2 separate regions of the Homo sapiens genome follow, and region 1 is linked to region 2. A link is a loop called in an ENCODE intact Hi-C map of the cell type or tissue named here. Cell type or tissue: A673. All regions are shown on one strand.

Region 1 (8,000 bases), 1.0 Mb after region 2:
CATATGTGTGTATATATATCTTATACACATAATCTGGAAGGAATTTCATACAATATTTTTAATATTTTGTGCAAGAAAAAGTTTTGACTGCAAATTGTCACATGAGGTCAGGTGTAAAATTTTCTACTTATGTCATCATGTCAGCATTCAAAAATTTCAGATTGTGAGGCTTTTCAAATTTTGGATTTTCAGATTAGGGATGTTTAGCCTCTACTCAGTTATACTCAGGAAGAGCGAATGTTTCAGTTTAATTCAGAAAACTGAAAAAGACAGATTTCCCAGTTCAAAGCAGTCAGGCAGGAGGAATTCTCTCTTATTCACAGGAGGATCAACAATTTGTTCTGTTAAGGCCTTCAACTGAGTGACTGACAGCCACTCACATAAGGAAAGACAATCTGCCTTACTCAGTGTACTGATTCAAATGTTAATCTCATCAACCCTCCCCCCAACAGACCCACCCAGAATAATGTTTTATCAAACATCTGGACATCCCATTGCCCAGTCAAGTTGACACATTACAACTAATCCTCATAGTTTACCCAATATTCCATGCTAAAACATGTTATTATAAATATATGTTGGTAAAATAATAAAACTCCAGGAATGCAAGAACAGAAAAGATTTCACCAATTGCCTTTCCTGAGTTAGTTATGTAAAGCATTACTTCGATAAAGTGAGACATAAATAAAAATTAAAAATCAACTTGTAAGGAAACTTTGTATTCCAAATATGACTGTCCTCAGTGAAATCAGTAAAGCTTAAAGATAGCAGAATAATGAAAATTAATTTAAATCTCAAAAATTTGTAAAATATAAGACTTAAGCCAGCAAAGTGTCAAAGGAAGTAATTTGCATATAAACTCAAAATTACTAAAATAGATCAAAAAAGAAAAAGAAAGTACATCAATTAATATAACTACAAGATAGAGGAGAGGAAATGAACACTAAATTTCTTCTGTTAATTGGCTGAGTTTATATGTGAAACACTATGGTAAATAAAAAGTAGATAATATTCTATTGCCAAAAATTACATATTGAATCATTTTAAAATTTGATTACAGTAATATTAATACTAAGATAACTAATAGTGTAAATATTGAAATATAATACAATTTAAAGTGACTAAAGAAAAAAATGATTAGAAGGAAATAAATCTGAGTAAGACAAAGATGAATAAGAAAACATGGTAACAATAAGAAAAGATAAACTAAAAACTTAAAAATATATTGTCAACACAAAAGCCAAATATGATATTTGTAATGGTAACTGAAGTAGATTTAACAATGACGGTTTACAATCAATATATTACATATTAGAATTTTAAAAAAATTAGAACACTTTGCTCCACAGGTGCAAATTCTTCCACCACTTAAGAATACAGGGGCTGTGAAGAATTAAAAAATAAAAATAAAGCAGATTAATATTTTAACATAGAACAAATAGAATATTGTAGAAAAAGCATTAAAAGAGAAATATTTTTATACCTATTAACTAAAAATAAACAGAAATTTCATCAGCAGATATGGGAAACACCTGCTTTCATGATTGATAGAGTTAATTATAAACTTAGTAAATTATTTAAAAGCACAGTGAACCACATTAAATATGAATGGAAATTGGTAACTGATATAAATATGAGAGGATTTTTTCATTAATATATTAAGAATTCACATAAGTCAATGAGAAAAAGAAGATTATTTCAAAATAAGACATGGTTGAAGAATATAAACAATTATTTCTTAAAAATAATAATCACAAAACATGATTATAAAATAAAAATTCAACATCACTGGTGATCAAATAAAATAAAACGGTAAATGCCACTTATCTTTATGTAATCTATATGTGCTTGTAAGAAATCAAAAAAATGCATTATTCATAAGCTTGTACAGAGATACTTCTGTTTATTATAGGTGGGATATAATATATAAAAGTATATATATATATGCTTTTCTTGGAAGCCAAGGTGGAAATGTGTGTATCAGTCTGTTCCCACGCTGCCAATGAAGACATACCTGAGACTGGGTAATTTATAAAGGAAAGAGGTTTAATTGATTCATAGTTCTTATACAGCTGGGGAGGCCTCACACTCATGGCGATAGGCGAATGACGAGCAAAGTCACCTCTTACATGGTAGCAGGCAAGAGAGAAGACGTGCAGAACAGAAGGGGGAAAAGCGCCTTATAAAACCATCAGATCTTGTGAGAACTCATTATCACAAGAACATCATTAGGGTAACCACCTCCATGATTAAATTGCCTCCCACAGAGTCCCTCCCACCACATGTGGGGGTTATGGGAACTACAATTCAAGATGAGATTTGGGTGGGGACACTGCCAAACCATATTAATGTGTTATTGGTATTTCTCTCTTGACAGTTTATCTTAAAATGTTTATTAGTGTTTAAAAATTTTGTATAAAAATGTTCAATATTAAACTGTTTATATTATAAAAAACAAAAGATAATATAAATTTTTTGTTCTAAAAATCACACTACATGCAACTGTCTACAATGTAGCCATTAAAAGTATGTATTAATTGATTTAAATGTAAGTTATGTATTAAAATAAAAGTAGATTATATAATGAAAGATATAACAGGATCTCATTTATAGTGTATTTGAAATTTAAAGTATATCTCTTTTTATAAAGCATCTCTATCATTTATACCTATTTAAAAATCACCATTTGGCAACCTTCAGAGTAAAGATTAATGCAGAAATATATTTGTGAATGTGTACTAAAACTGGTGTGTAAAATATTTGATGAGGAATAAGTTATTACACAAAGGATTTCCCCATGAAATAGGTACTCAAAATGGAAAAAACAACAACAACCCAATTTTGCAATGATAAAGGCTACTAGAGAGCACCTTAATCAAGCTGTCAAAGTTAACATCAAGAATGATGGTAGAGAAGGGGGACAAGATAACCGACTAGACCCAGCCAGGAAGCGCTGCCTTCACCAAGAGAGAGCAAAATATCATGTAAACCAACATAATTTGAGCAGGTATTCAATTCAGAGGATGAAGAAGCAATGCAAACTCCGAGGCTGAAGAGGGAGAAAGCTAGAAATCCTGTGCTGGGGACTCAAATGCTAGGGCTAGTTCCCAGCCCCAGAGGGCTCCTGGGAAATGGGTGAGTGAAGGGACTGAGGGACAGCCCATTCTTGCCACAGACTGCTGGTTTCTTAATTACAGAGGATTCCATGTCCCCATTGGATATTTCAGCTTGCAGGGGATCTGCCCAAGAGTAGGAGGAGTCAGAGCTTCGGCCGGCATGGAGCCCAAGGGCTTTTGTTCATGGAACAGTTTCTGCGGAATGTGGCTATAGGTGCCCATCCCCCTAGCGGCCACCATCGTCCTCCAAGAAACTCTAGTAGCAGCTGACTGCGGGCCAGGAGAGAGCAAAGTCAGTTTCTACCTGAGGACAGGGGCACATCTGTTCTGCCGGCACTCCTGAATGCCAGTCCCTTCCAAGGTCCCTCCCTGGCCATACCGCAAGAGTGTGTGCACAGCGCACACTCCACAGCCCAGCCTGGGTGATTTGCTCCCAATATTCCCAGCAACGTGGGAGCCCTTTGGATTCCCAGAGCAGCTGGGCCAGTTTCACGTCCCAGGGCTGTTGCATACAGCTCGCAAGGGCTGAACCAAGGTCTGTGGCTGGCATCCAAGTGGGGGAGAAGGCCCCACTCTCAGAGCACTGTGAGGAGTGAGATGCATGGGTTCATGGGACGGTGCAGGACGGGAGCATACCTCCTTCCGCAGTGCCAGTCCAGAAAAGGTGTGGCCTATCTTCTTGGAGCGGCCTGTTTGGCCCAAAACACCAAAGGAAATGCAGGTGTGGCGCCAGTGACTGGGGCCGGAGGGGGGTCTCCAAAGGCCCAGAGTTGACCTGGTCAGAGGACATCTCTCCCTTCCCACTGCAGAGCAGGCCTGGGAATGCAGAGAAATACGAAAGAGCTGCACGGCCGAGTAACAGCCTACAGACCGTTAATTTTAAGCGCCATCTACTGGATTACATCTCAAACTACAATACCTAAAGTATTGAGTGACTGTGTAACACCCCTGTGAAACCAAGGGCAAAAATCCAACCACAAAGATCCTATACAGAGCTTTGGCCCTCTGAAAGCACCTGGATAAGAACCTGACTGACTGTACTCAACTAACCCCACAATTAAGGGAACACCAGCTCTCCCAGAAAGAGAATCAGCACAAGAATTCTGGCAATTCAAAAAGCCAAAGCATTCCTTTGTCTCTAAATGAGCCCACTAGCTTTCCAGCAATGATTCTTAACCAGACTGAAATGACAGAAATGACAGACATAGAGTTTAGAATCTGTACGGTAAGTAAGCTCATCGATATTCAGGAGTAACATAAAATGCAATCCAAAGAAGCCAGGAAACCCAGTATAATGATCTCCAGGAGCTGATGACAAAATAGGCATTTAAAGAAAGAACTGAAAAATTCACTACAAGAATTTCATAATATAATCACAAGTATTAATTGCAGGAAAAAAAAACTGAGGAAAGAATCTCAGAGATTGAAGAACTGTTCTTTAAATCAACTCAGTCAGATAAAAATAAAAAAGAAAGAATATTGAAAAATAAACAACATCTCTGAGAAATACGGGATTATGCAAAGAGATAAGACCTATGACTCACTGGCATTCCTGAGAGAGAAGGAGAGAGAGTAAGTGACTTGGAAACATATTGGAGGGGATAGTCCATGAACATTTCACTAATCTCAATAGAGAGGGTGACATACAAATTCAAGAATAAAGAGAACCGAGGCTAGATACTATAAAAGTCGACCATCTCCAAGGCACATAATCATAAGGTTCACAAAGGTCAATGTGAAAGAAACATTCTTAAAAGAAGATAGAAAGGTTAGGCCACATACAGTGGGAACCCTATCAGGATAGCAGCCAACATCTCAGCAGAAACCTTACAAGCTAGAAGAGATTGGGGTTTATTTCCAGCATCCTTGAAGAAAAGAAATTACAACCAAGAATTTCATATTCCATCAAACTAAGCCTCATAGGCAAAAGAGAAATGAAATTCTTCTCAAACAAACAAATGCTGAGGGAATCCATTACAACTAGAAAAGCCTTACAAGTGGTCCTTAAGGCAGTACTAAACATGGAATCAAAAGAATAACACCTGCTATCACAAAAACACACTTAAGCACATAGCCAAAAGGCACTGTGAAGCAAATACACAATCAGCTTTCCATAAGAACCAGCTAATAGCATAATGACAGGATCAAAGTCTCACATAGCAGTACTAAAACTGAATGTAAGTCGCCTAAATGCCCCCATTTAAAATATACAGAGTGGTAAGCTGTATTTTTAAAAAAGAGACAAGATCCAACCATTTGGTATTTTCAAAAGACCCACTTAATATGTAATAGCATCCACAAGTTCAAAGTAAAGGGATAGAGAAAGACTTACCTTGCAAATAGAAAAAGAAAAAGTGTTGGAGTTGCTATTCTTATATCAGATAAAACAGACTTTAAACCAATAACAATTAAGAAGGAAGAAGAAGGGCTACGTAATGATAAAAGGTACAATTCAACAAGAAGACGTAACTATCCTAAATAGATATGCATCCAGCATTGAAGCACCAAGATTTATAAAACAAGTTTTTCTTGAAATACAAAAGATGTAGATAACTAAACAATAATAGAGGAAGATTTCAAAGCCTCACTATCAGCTTTAGACACATCACTGAGGCAGAAAACTAGCAAAGACATTTTGGACTTGAACTCAACACTTGATTAATTGGACCTAATAAATATCTACAGATTATCCCACCCAACAAACACATAATATGCATTCTTCTCATCTGCACACAAAACGTACTCTAAGATTGACCACATGCTCAGTTATAAACCAAGTCTCAAAAAATTAAAAAGAAATAAAATTACACTAAGCACAGTCTTGCACCATAGTGAAATATAAATAAAAATCAATATCAAGCATATCTCTCACAACAAGACAAACACATGAAAATTAAACAACTTGCTCAGAATAACTCCTAGGTGAACATCAAAATTAAGACAGAAATGTAAATATTATTTGAAATTAATTAAAACAGGGACATTACTTAGCAAACTCTCTGGTATGAAGCTAAAACAATGTTAAGAGGAAAGTTTACAGTACTAAAGGCCTTCATCAAGAAGTTAAAAAGATCTCAAATTAACAATCTAACTCTACACATAGAGGAACTAGAATGAAAGAGAGCAAACTAATCCTAAAACTAGCAGAAGAAAAGAAATAACTAAAATTAGAGAAGCACTGAATAAAACTGAGTTGCAAAAATCAATAAAAATAATCAATTAAACCAAGAGTTGGGTCTTGGAAGAACAGACAAAATTGAGAGACTTCTACCTTAATTAACACAGAAAAAAATAGGAGATCAAAATAAATACAATATGAAATGACTGATGATGATATAACTGATCTCAAAGAAATACAGAAGGTCACAGAGATTATTATGGACAACTCTATGCACACAAATTAGAAAATCTGGAAGAAAAGGATATATTCCTAGAAATGCAAAACCTCCCAAGATTGTACGAAGAGGAAAATGAGAACCTGAACAGACCAATAACAAGTTACAAAATTGAATCAGGATTAAGAAAAAACATACCAACCAACCAAAAAAAAAAAAAAAGAGTCCTCAGTCTGGTAGATTCACTGTCAAATTCTGTTAGAAGGAAGAACTGACACCAGTTTTACTGAATGTATTCCAAAAATTGAAGAGGGACTCTTCTACTCATTCAATGAAACCAGCATCAGCCTGATACCAAAATATGGTAGAGACACAATGGAAAAAGTAACAAAAACTTCAGGCCAATATCCCTGATGAATATAGGTACAAAAATCTTCAACAAAACATTATCAAACTAAATCCAGCAGCACATAAAAAACGTTAATGCACCACAATCAAGTAAGCATTATTCCTGGTATGCAATGATGGTTCAACGTTCACAAATCAATAAATGTGATTCACCACGTAAACAGAATGAAAAGCAAAAACCGTATAATCATCTTAATAGGTGTGGAAAAAAGCATTTGATAAATCCAACATTGCTTTATGACAAAAAACCCTCAACAAGCTAGAGACTGAAGTTTGATTGATACCTCAAATAATAAGAGCCATTTATAAAAAACCCATAGTCAACATCATACTAAATGTGCAAAAGCTAGATGCACTCCCCTTAGGAACTGGAACAAGGAGTCCCACTCTCCCCACTCTTAAGCAACATAGCACTGGAAGTCCTATCCGAAGCAATCAAGCAAGAGAAAAAAAAAAGGTATTGAAATAGGAAAATAGATAAAACTATCTCTTTTCCCTGATGATATGATTCTATATCTAGAAAACCCTTAGAGATGCCACAAAAAGTTATTGTAACTGATAAACAACTTGATTAAAGTTTCAAGATACAAAACAAGTGTACAAAAAATAGTAACATTTCTATACACCAGAAATTTTCAAGCTAAAAATTCACAGCTTGAAAAATTTTCATATAGGCATTGAAAACCAAATGCACATGTTCTCACTTGCTAGTGGGAATAAAATATTGCGGGCACATGGGCACAAAGATAGAAACAAAATACGGCAAACTACTAGTGATAGAAGAGAGGGAGGAATGTATGGTTTGAAAAACTACCTATTCTGTCATACACTCAAACCTGGATGATAGAATCTGTACCCCAAACCTCAAGAACATAATACCATTTACAATAGCAAAACAAAAAAACAAAAGAAAACAAACAAACAAACAAAAAAGTGTAGTCATAAATCTAACCAAGGAGGTGAATGATCTCTACAAGGAGAACAACAAAACACTTCTGCCAGAAACCATGGAATATGCAAATAAATGGAAAAACAATCCACTTTTGTGGACTGGAAGAATTAATATTGTTAAAATGGCCATACTTCCCAAAGCAATTTACAGATGCAATGCTATTCCTATAAATATGCCAATGTCATTTTT
Region 2 (8,000 bases):
TGTGTACACACATGCACACAGATGCACATACACACAAACATATAAATACATATGTATACATATAAATGCAATATACATATTTATATGAATCTATATATCTATGTAAATTAGATATCTATATAAATCTATATGAATTAGAGACCTGTATTGAGCCCATATTTTTTCTACACAAGGCCATTCATCATTTTAAATGTTTCATTAGGTCACTGGCACTTACTTTTTATATTATTAATATTACCTTAATAATTTTAGTAACATTTAAGAACTGAATTTTACCATTATATTCTGAAAATCAAAAGTAAGTGTAATTACTCAGAATAAATCAACAGCTATTTCATTGCATGTTAACAAACTTGACTCTATCATTAAGCAATGGGGAGCCATGAAAGGAACTGACTAAATCTGCATTTTAGACAAGTCAGCATAGCAGCCTTGTGCATGTTGAAATTGCTGGTCACAAAGACCCATTAGGATGCTGTTGCATGCACACATCTGAGAAATGGTTAGGTCGTAAACTAGGCAGTGATTGTGAGACCAAATGGGTCTGGGGAAACTAAGGATGAGGAATAAAGAAAGAGTCCTAGAGTAAATGGATACCTGGGATTCAATCACCTGCAATAAAATTCAAGGAAAAATAACAAAATGAGGAAGAATGAAGGAAGGTAGGATGGTATATTTTTGGAGGATTGAGTTTTAAAAATTATAAATTAAGTTCATGACTCAAATTTATTTGCTCAAATCTACTTATACAAATATCTTGCTAATTAGTTTCCTTAGATATTACCACTGGATCCAGAGGTACCTAGAAAATCTTTTATTTATTTATTTACTCATTTATTTTTAAGGAGAAGATAAAACACAATTTGAAATTAGCTTCAAACTTTTAGCAGCTATAAGACGTCAACAACCCAGTTTGTGCTTTAATACTTGCAACACCGTGGCTGCTAATTTGAAACATTTCACACTTTGTTAAATTTTAAGAGTTCTCCACCTTTTCAATTTAAAATACAAATAAATATAATGGGAGTGTGTGAATGACTCGACTTTATAATCACAGATGGGAGGGTATAAAGTTGATATCAATAGCAACAGAAATTAGAAACTAATCACCACTAATGTTAAATAAAGATGACATAGAACAGAATATCTAATCTGATTTAATTGAAATTTAAATTCATAGATGCAAAAGAATAAGAATACAATCATCTTTTCCTGCTTTATCAGTGCACACAAGTACTATCAGGTTGTATAATCACATTCCTTTGCAAAGTATCATGATGCTGTTTCATGAAGAATAGCTAGAGAAAGTGATGCTGACGAATAAATTATGGTTTCAAGTGCTTGACCTGCATAAAAGTTTACCCTCCAGAAGGGCTGTTAAACAAAAGAACTCTAAAGTCTTGATCTATTTATTTTTTTAAGTATGGCCTTTGCCCTGTTTTTAACCTCATTTAACTCTCATTATAAAACATCTCTCTCATATCAGTATAAAAACCTATGTTAGAGAAAATCCAGCGCCTACTCTCAAAATGATATTGCAAACAATGTATTTGTTGCTTTCTTCAGAGTTGAGGATGAGTGGTGTGTCTTCTGATTTTCATTTTAGAACACACTCTTCAGTAATTTTAGCTTTGTTTTGAAACTACTACATAATCATTAGTGCATCTGACAATGCAGACTTCCTACCTGTCATCACATGACACCTATTAAAAGGAAAATGACCGGAAGGTGGAGGTTGCAGTGAGCCGAGATCGCGCCACTGCTCTCCACTCTCCAGCCTGGGTGAAAGAGTGAAACTCTGCCTCAAAAAATAAAAATAAATAAAAATAAATAAACAACATAAAATAAGAAAGAAAGGGGGGGAAGAAAGGAAGGAAGGAAGGAAGGAAGGAAGGAAGGAAGGAAGGAAGGAAAGAGATTAATAGGTAAGATTATAAAAATCTTATAATGTTAGAGGATAATTTTTTAGTGAAACAAGACTGATTTTGGGACAGTGAGCAGAATATGTGCTTTCTAAACAGAATATACATTGTTTTCTTATACTTGTTCTCCATTTGTCTGATGTTACACAGAAAGGTTTATAAAATAATAGTTATAGGGCAATTTAAAAACTTTACTTGTTAAAAAATAAAACAACAATAAAAATAGAGTTCACAGATTACAATGCTAAATTTAAGGCATTTAAAATGTTTTTAATTTTAAAAATAAAACATGAAATATAGGTAAGATGGTGTTTGGAAAAAAACAAAATATTAAAATACATGTTTTTAATAATAGAAAATAAGAAAAAAATGTCCTTTGTCTTGGCCTGTTTTGTGTTCTATAACAAAATATCACAGACTGGGCGATTTTTGAATGAAATAAACTTATGTCTTAAAGTTCAGGAGACCAAGGTTGAGGGGGCTGCATCTGCTGAAGGCCTTCTTGCTGCATGGCAGAAGGAGGAAGGGCAAGAGAGCACGTGCGAGAGAGCAACGGGGCAGGAGAGGGCCTAACTTGCTTTTATAATAAGCCTACTCTCTCTAGAACTAACTCACTCTCATGATAACAGCATTCATTCATTCATGAGGGTAGAGCCCTTCTAACCCAATCTCCTCCTATAGGCCCCATTTTCAACCCCGTTATATTGGGGATTAAGCTTCCAACACATGAACTCCGGGGGACACGTTCAAATCATAGCATCCTTAAATGCAACTGAAAGAAGCTTCAAGTTGAAAGTAATTTATGAATGGTGAATGCACAATGTAAACTGGAAAACCCTTTGTAAGAAAAAAAATAGAGAATCAACGGATAAAGACTCAGATGGGGTACATAGATTTCATTGTCTATATAGAAGGTTTGCCAGTTCATTAGTAGTGACAAATATTTTTCCGGACTTGACATCCAGGAGAATTTTGTCACAATGGTCATTTTAGTCAGCCAACAATAAGATCTTGTCCCCATTTGTGTTCTATTTGTTGCTGTCTCTTCTTGGTGGCTCTGGGTAAACAATAGAAGACTATTATAGAATACAATAGGGGATATTATTCACATGAATAGAGAATAAAAGGGAGGGTGGTATAGTCTAGGTTAATAGTTATCGGAGAGCTGTAGTAATAGTTTTAAGAGTAGATGACTCCTTCAAACCAGATTTTCTCAAACTTTTGGTTAGGGGAGAAATGTATAATTTTGGTCAAAAATTTGAGATTTGAAATACGACTGCTGGCCCTGCAATTTGAAAAATTATAACATTAACTCCAAATGAATAAATAAAAAGAGTCAGAATGCACTATCGCTATGATTTTATAAAAGGAAACAACACTTCCAAGAGAGAAAATCTAGTTACTTTATACTAATATTTGTGTATGAGTATGTTTGTGCCTCCATATGTGTGTGTAAACATTGTCATGGAATCTCAACATTTTTAAGGTGACTTTGGGAAGCACTGCTTTAAACTCATTTTTTTTAAATTGTCAGATTCAGGATTTTGTCATAAAATGCACAGCAGGAATACAAATTTGATGTATCCAGCAATCGTCGGATGTTCTTTGTTCTCAAATGAGATCACTTTGTGTGATTTGAATTTGAATGCTTTCTCAGCTTTGAGGACCATATGTCCGCAGTTCTAAGGTACTGCCACTAGATGGCAGCCTTGCCTACCTCTTTCAGGCAAGGCAACTGCTTCTAAAGCAGAGATGATTTTCTCTAAGAAAATAACTTTTTATTGAAGACATAAATTTAATGTTTACATAACTAATTTTTATAATAAATAAATTATGTTAAAACAAAGTTGACAATCTGGTAGTTATACTAAGAGGTGTCACATGATTCACTATATAGAAATGCAAAATCATTTATGGAGTGAACTTTTGGCTAGACAGTTTCCATGGATTGTGCTAAAATTCACAAAACCCTCTAGGAAAAATACTATTATTACCTCTGTTATGAATGAGGGCACTGAGGTTCAAAAAGGTTAGAGAAGTCTTGAGCGCTTAGTATTTTCACTTCTGTCTACACGTAGGTGTCATCTTCAGTACATACTCATTCTATGCTGAATAATTTGCAGTTTCCTGAAAATTCTTATTTTTACATATTTTTGCATGCTCTTTTAAAATCTATCTGTAATATATTCCTATACACAGTTCCCCTTCCTTTTTCCCACCCAACAGTTTGACATCATACTATCATGCAAGTGTCATCTCAAAACATACTTTTTGTGAAAGAACCTAGTCTTCACATATAATCATTAAGCCATGTTCTATAATCCTATCTTCTTTATTTTACATAAAAATTTAGCATACTGTTAGATAACAAGCTACTATTTCAATCATTTATTTTATTTTATTTTATTTTTTATGTTTTGTTTTTGAGACGGAGTCTCGCTCTGTCGCCCAGGCTGGAGTGCAGTGGTGCCATCTCGGCTCACTGCAAGCTTCGCCTCCAGGGTTCACGCCATTCTCCTGCCTCAGCTTCCCGTGTAGCTGGGAGTACAGATGCCCGCCACCACGCAAGGCTAATCTTTTGTATTTTTAGTAGAGATGGGGTTTCACCATGTTAGCTAGGATGGTCTGGATCTCCTGACCTTGTGATCCACCCACCTTGGCCTACCAAAGTGCTGGGATTACAGGCGTGAGCCACTGCGCCCAGCCCAATCATTTTAAAGAGTATATTTTTGGTAAGTTCATGCATTTTCATTGAAGATTCTAATTGAAAATAGAGTAAGCAAAAAAGGAACTTACGGATACACATAAATGAAAATTATAAGAGTAGTCTCATTGATATGGTAGCTAATTCAGACTCATCTCTCTCTACTAGTCACCATCTTAATTTCTTTCTCAGGCTTGCACTGATGGGGAAGGAGGGGCCACTAACTATTACATGCCTAAATATTTTTAAAGAGGGCAATTTTAAAAAGAAAAAGGTGACTCACTCTCCTATAGTCTATCTACTCTCAATAAGGGTAATCAGCTTGAGTAATGGGTCTTTTTGGAGAAAGGGATGGGGTTCTGGGATTAGCTAGGTCACAACCAGGTGCCTCCTGCTGTGACCAGAGAGTTTGCTAAAGTGCTCTACTGACAATTTTATGAGAACCCCCTAGACTGAGGTAGAGGAGAAATTTCTCAACGCACTGATAGAGTCCTCTAATTTGAAAAATAAGAGATATGTACTCTAGATGTATAGCTAAAGAAACATATCATGCAGTAGAGGATTTTACACTGGGTATATATTTTCTATTGTACATTTTACAGAGTTGGAATTTTTGTTTTACTTCGGTTCATTTGAACATTTCTATACTTCTAAAAGAGATGAAACAACTAAGTCTTTGAAGGTTAGTAATACCAGGGAAAGCTGAACAGATTGAGGGACCTTACATGATTCAGCCAGGGAACACTTTTTGCCCTAGAGACATAACAGGAAGACATTCTTGGGCCTATGTATCATTTTACAGAATTGGAACACTGTAGTGGACTGACAGTAAGTGGACCGAAAATGAAGAGAACACACCAAGTTGCTACAGGCAAAGCATACTTGCAAACTAAAATCCTCATTAGCAGCACAAAGCTGGAAGCCAATTTTTTGCTACCTTAGCAGAACCCCAGCCAAGGATGCACTAATTAGACATAGAGATAACCTATGTTGCTAAAGCAAATCCATCCTTTGTTTATGATTAGCCATGGAGTGAGAGCAGTGAGCTTCAAGATCCAAATTCCAGTCATCACTGGTAAGAAGCACAGGAAATGTCTAGGCCTAAAAACTTGCCCAGACTGAGGACTAGAAATATGGTGTTTGCTTAAATGTTAACCCTTCAACCTAACAAAGTCTGATCCCACATAGCTAAGGGTACTAGGTAAAGTGATGAGGAGGAAGGAGGCATAGAGAGACAGATGAAATGTCTCATGGATACATTGGACATAATCTGAAATAACCAGTCAGTATCGTGGACAGCTGGGTAAGCAGAAGCTGAAATTTCAAACATGCTTCACATGTTGCATATGTAGATTACTACAATAGACTCTCAATCCGTATTGGTGATGTGGTGAGGATGGTGAGGATTGGTCTCTGTGGGCAGACATGTCATAAGGACTAGTTAATTAAAGTGATTAGACATTAGTAGTCACAGAGATTTTGAAAATAGTAAAGCAGGGAATAAGATCACGTAAACTTGTAAGCTTTCAACAAGCCACTGTGAATGTCACAATTTGATCATAGATACCTGAGAGATGGACATTGCACAAACACTTCACTTTATGGACAATAATTTGTACAAGAAAAGTTATCATCCTGAGATTACATATTCATGCAAGATCATAACCAGGATTAGAATTCCAAGAGGTTTTAATTCAGTGCCTTTTACAATGTTACACTGATAGTAGTTAATAGAAATATAGCCATTAGAAGCACACACTTTTATATATAGGCTGGGAGCGGTGGCTCACACCTATAATGCCCCTATAATGCCAGCACTTTGGGAGGTCAAGGCGGTGGGTCACCTGAGATCAGAAGTTTGAGACCAGCCTGGCCAGCATGGTGAAACCCGTCTCCTCTAAAAATACAAAACTTAGCTGAGCCTGGTGGCATGCACCAGTAATCCTAACTTCTTGGGAGGCTGAGGCATGAGAATCACTTGAACCCGGGAAGCAGAGATTGTAGTGAGCCAAGATCACACCACTGCACTCCAGCCTGGGCAACAGGCGAGACCTTGCCTCAGTAAATAAATAAATAAATAAATAAATAAATAAATAAATAAATAAATAAATAAAATAAGCACGTTTTTATATATTACATTGAGATTGTCATGTAGATGTTGAAATAAGCTATTTTTGTCGAAATACCCTAACTTTCCCATTTATAACAATAAGATATTTTCTGTTAAAATAGTTCATTAACTAAAATGGACTGCATCTTATGTATACACGATTAGGATAATATGTACAGTGTAATGTTAATTTTAGGTGTTAACTTGTCTGGATTAAGAAATACCTAGAAAGCTAGTAAAGTATTACTTTGGGGTGTGTCTGTGAGTATGTTTCCAGAGGAGATAAAGGTAAGTCTGAGTGGACTACCTGGTGGGAAGATCTATCTTCAGTGTGGTAGGGCACCATCCAATCTGCTGGTGGCTCAGAGAGAACAAAAAGAAAAAGTGAATATGTTAATCTATCTACTGAAGCTGGACTCTTTCTCTCCTGTCCTTGGACAACTTCAGTCCTGCTGGCCTTTGGACTCCAGGACTTAAAGACTAGTGACACCACTGATTCTCAGGCTTTTGGCCTCAGACCAAGAGTTATACCATTGGCTTTTCTTGTTCTGAGGCCTTTGGACTTGAACCAAGACAAATAACAAGCATCCCACGGTCTCCAGCTTGCAGAAGACTCGTCATGAGATTTCTCAGCTTCCATAATCATGCACGCCAATTTCCCTAATAAGTTACCTCTTCCCCGTCTCCCCTCTCTCTGTCTCTCTCTGTCTCTACTCATCTTATTGCTTCTTTCTGGAGAACCCTATAGGTACATGCATTTACATATAAGTATGTTTGTTTCTTAAGTATACAAACTTTTATGCCTCATATATTTTTACATAAAGCTTTGTAACATGAAAATTCACATGAAGTTTATTTATTTTTTATTTACTTTTTACACAGAGTCTTACTCTGTCGCCCAGACTGGAAAGCAGTGGCACAATTGCAACCTCCGCCTCCTGGGTTCAAGTGGTTCTCCTGTCTCAGCCTTCCCAGTAGCTGAGATTCCAGGCATCCGCCACCATGCCCGGCTAATTTTTATATTTTTAGTAGAGACAGGGTTTCGCCATGTTGGTCAGGCTGGTCTCAACTTCCTGACCTCATGTGATCCACCGGCCTCGGCCTCCTAAACTGCTAGGATTACAGGCATGAGTCACCATGCCTGGTCCACATGAAGTTTTGAAATAGAGCTCTAGTAACCTGGCTTGTTAGTAATTGTGTAACTAGCCCAGACTGAAGTTGGTCATATTTTTAACATAGGCAATGTCAAAGCACATTGTATACC

The links. Hi-C counts contacts between places; a loop is a spot of excess contacts. Peaks named below come from ENCODE experiments on the same cell type or tissue, not always from the same donor. Only the 100,000 strongest peaks of a DNase experiment are listed, where the experiment ranks them.
Region 1: it touches region 2 in a loop (6-fold over the local background); 56 of 110 quality-filtered maps call a loop at or near these places.

Annotation. Positions count from the first base shown.
Region 1 is chr3:84,544,067-84,552,066 of GRCh38, reverse strand. No RefSeq gene overlaps it. Among named protein-coding and RNA genes, the nearest start is that of LINC00971, 320 kb to the left of the region's middle. RefSeq lists enhancers at 3,133-3,687, 3,688-4,243 and a silencer at 3,913-3,972. In A673, a CTCF peak has its summit at 4,014 (motif pointing left); no DNase peak of the experiment used is centred here.
Region 2 is chr3:85,571,898-85,579,897 of GRCh38, reverse strand. All of the region lies in intron 1 of CADM2 (cell adhesion molecule 2), which reads right to left. Among named protein-coding and RNA genes, the nearest start is that of MIR5688, 190 kb to the right of the region's middle. RefSeq lists an enhancer at 3,234-3,810. In A673, a CTCF peak has its summit at 3,617 (motif pointing right); DNase peaks (open chromatin) are centred at 1,907 and 3,607; H3K27ac peaks cover 2,874 bases.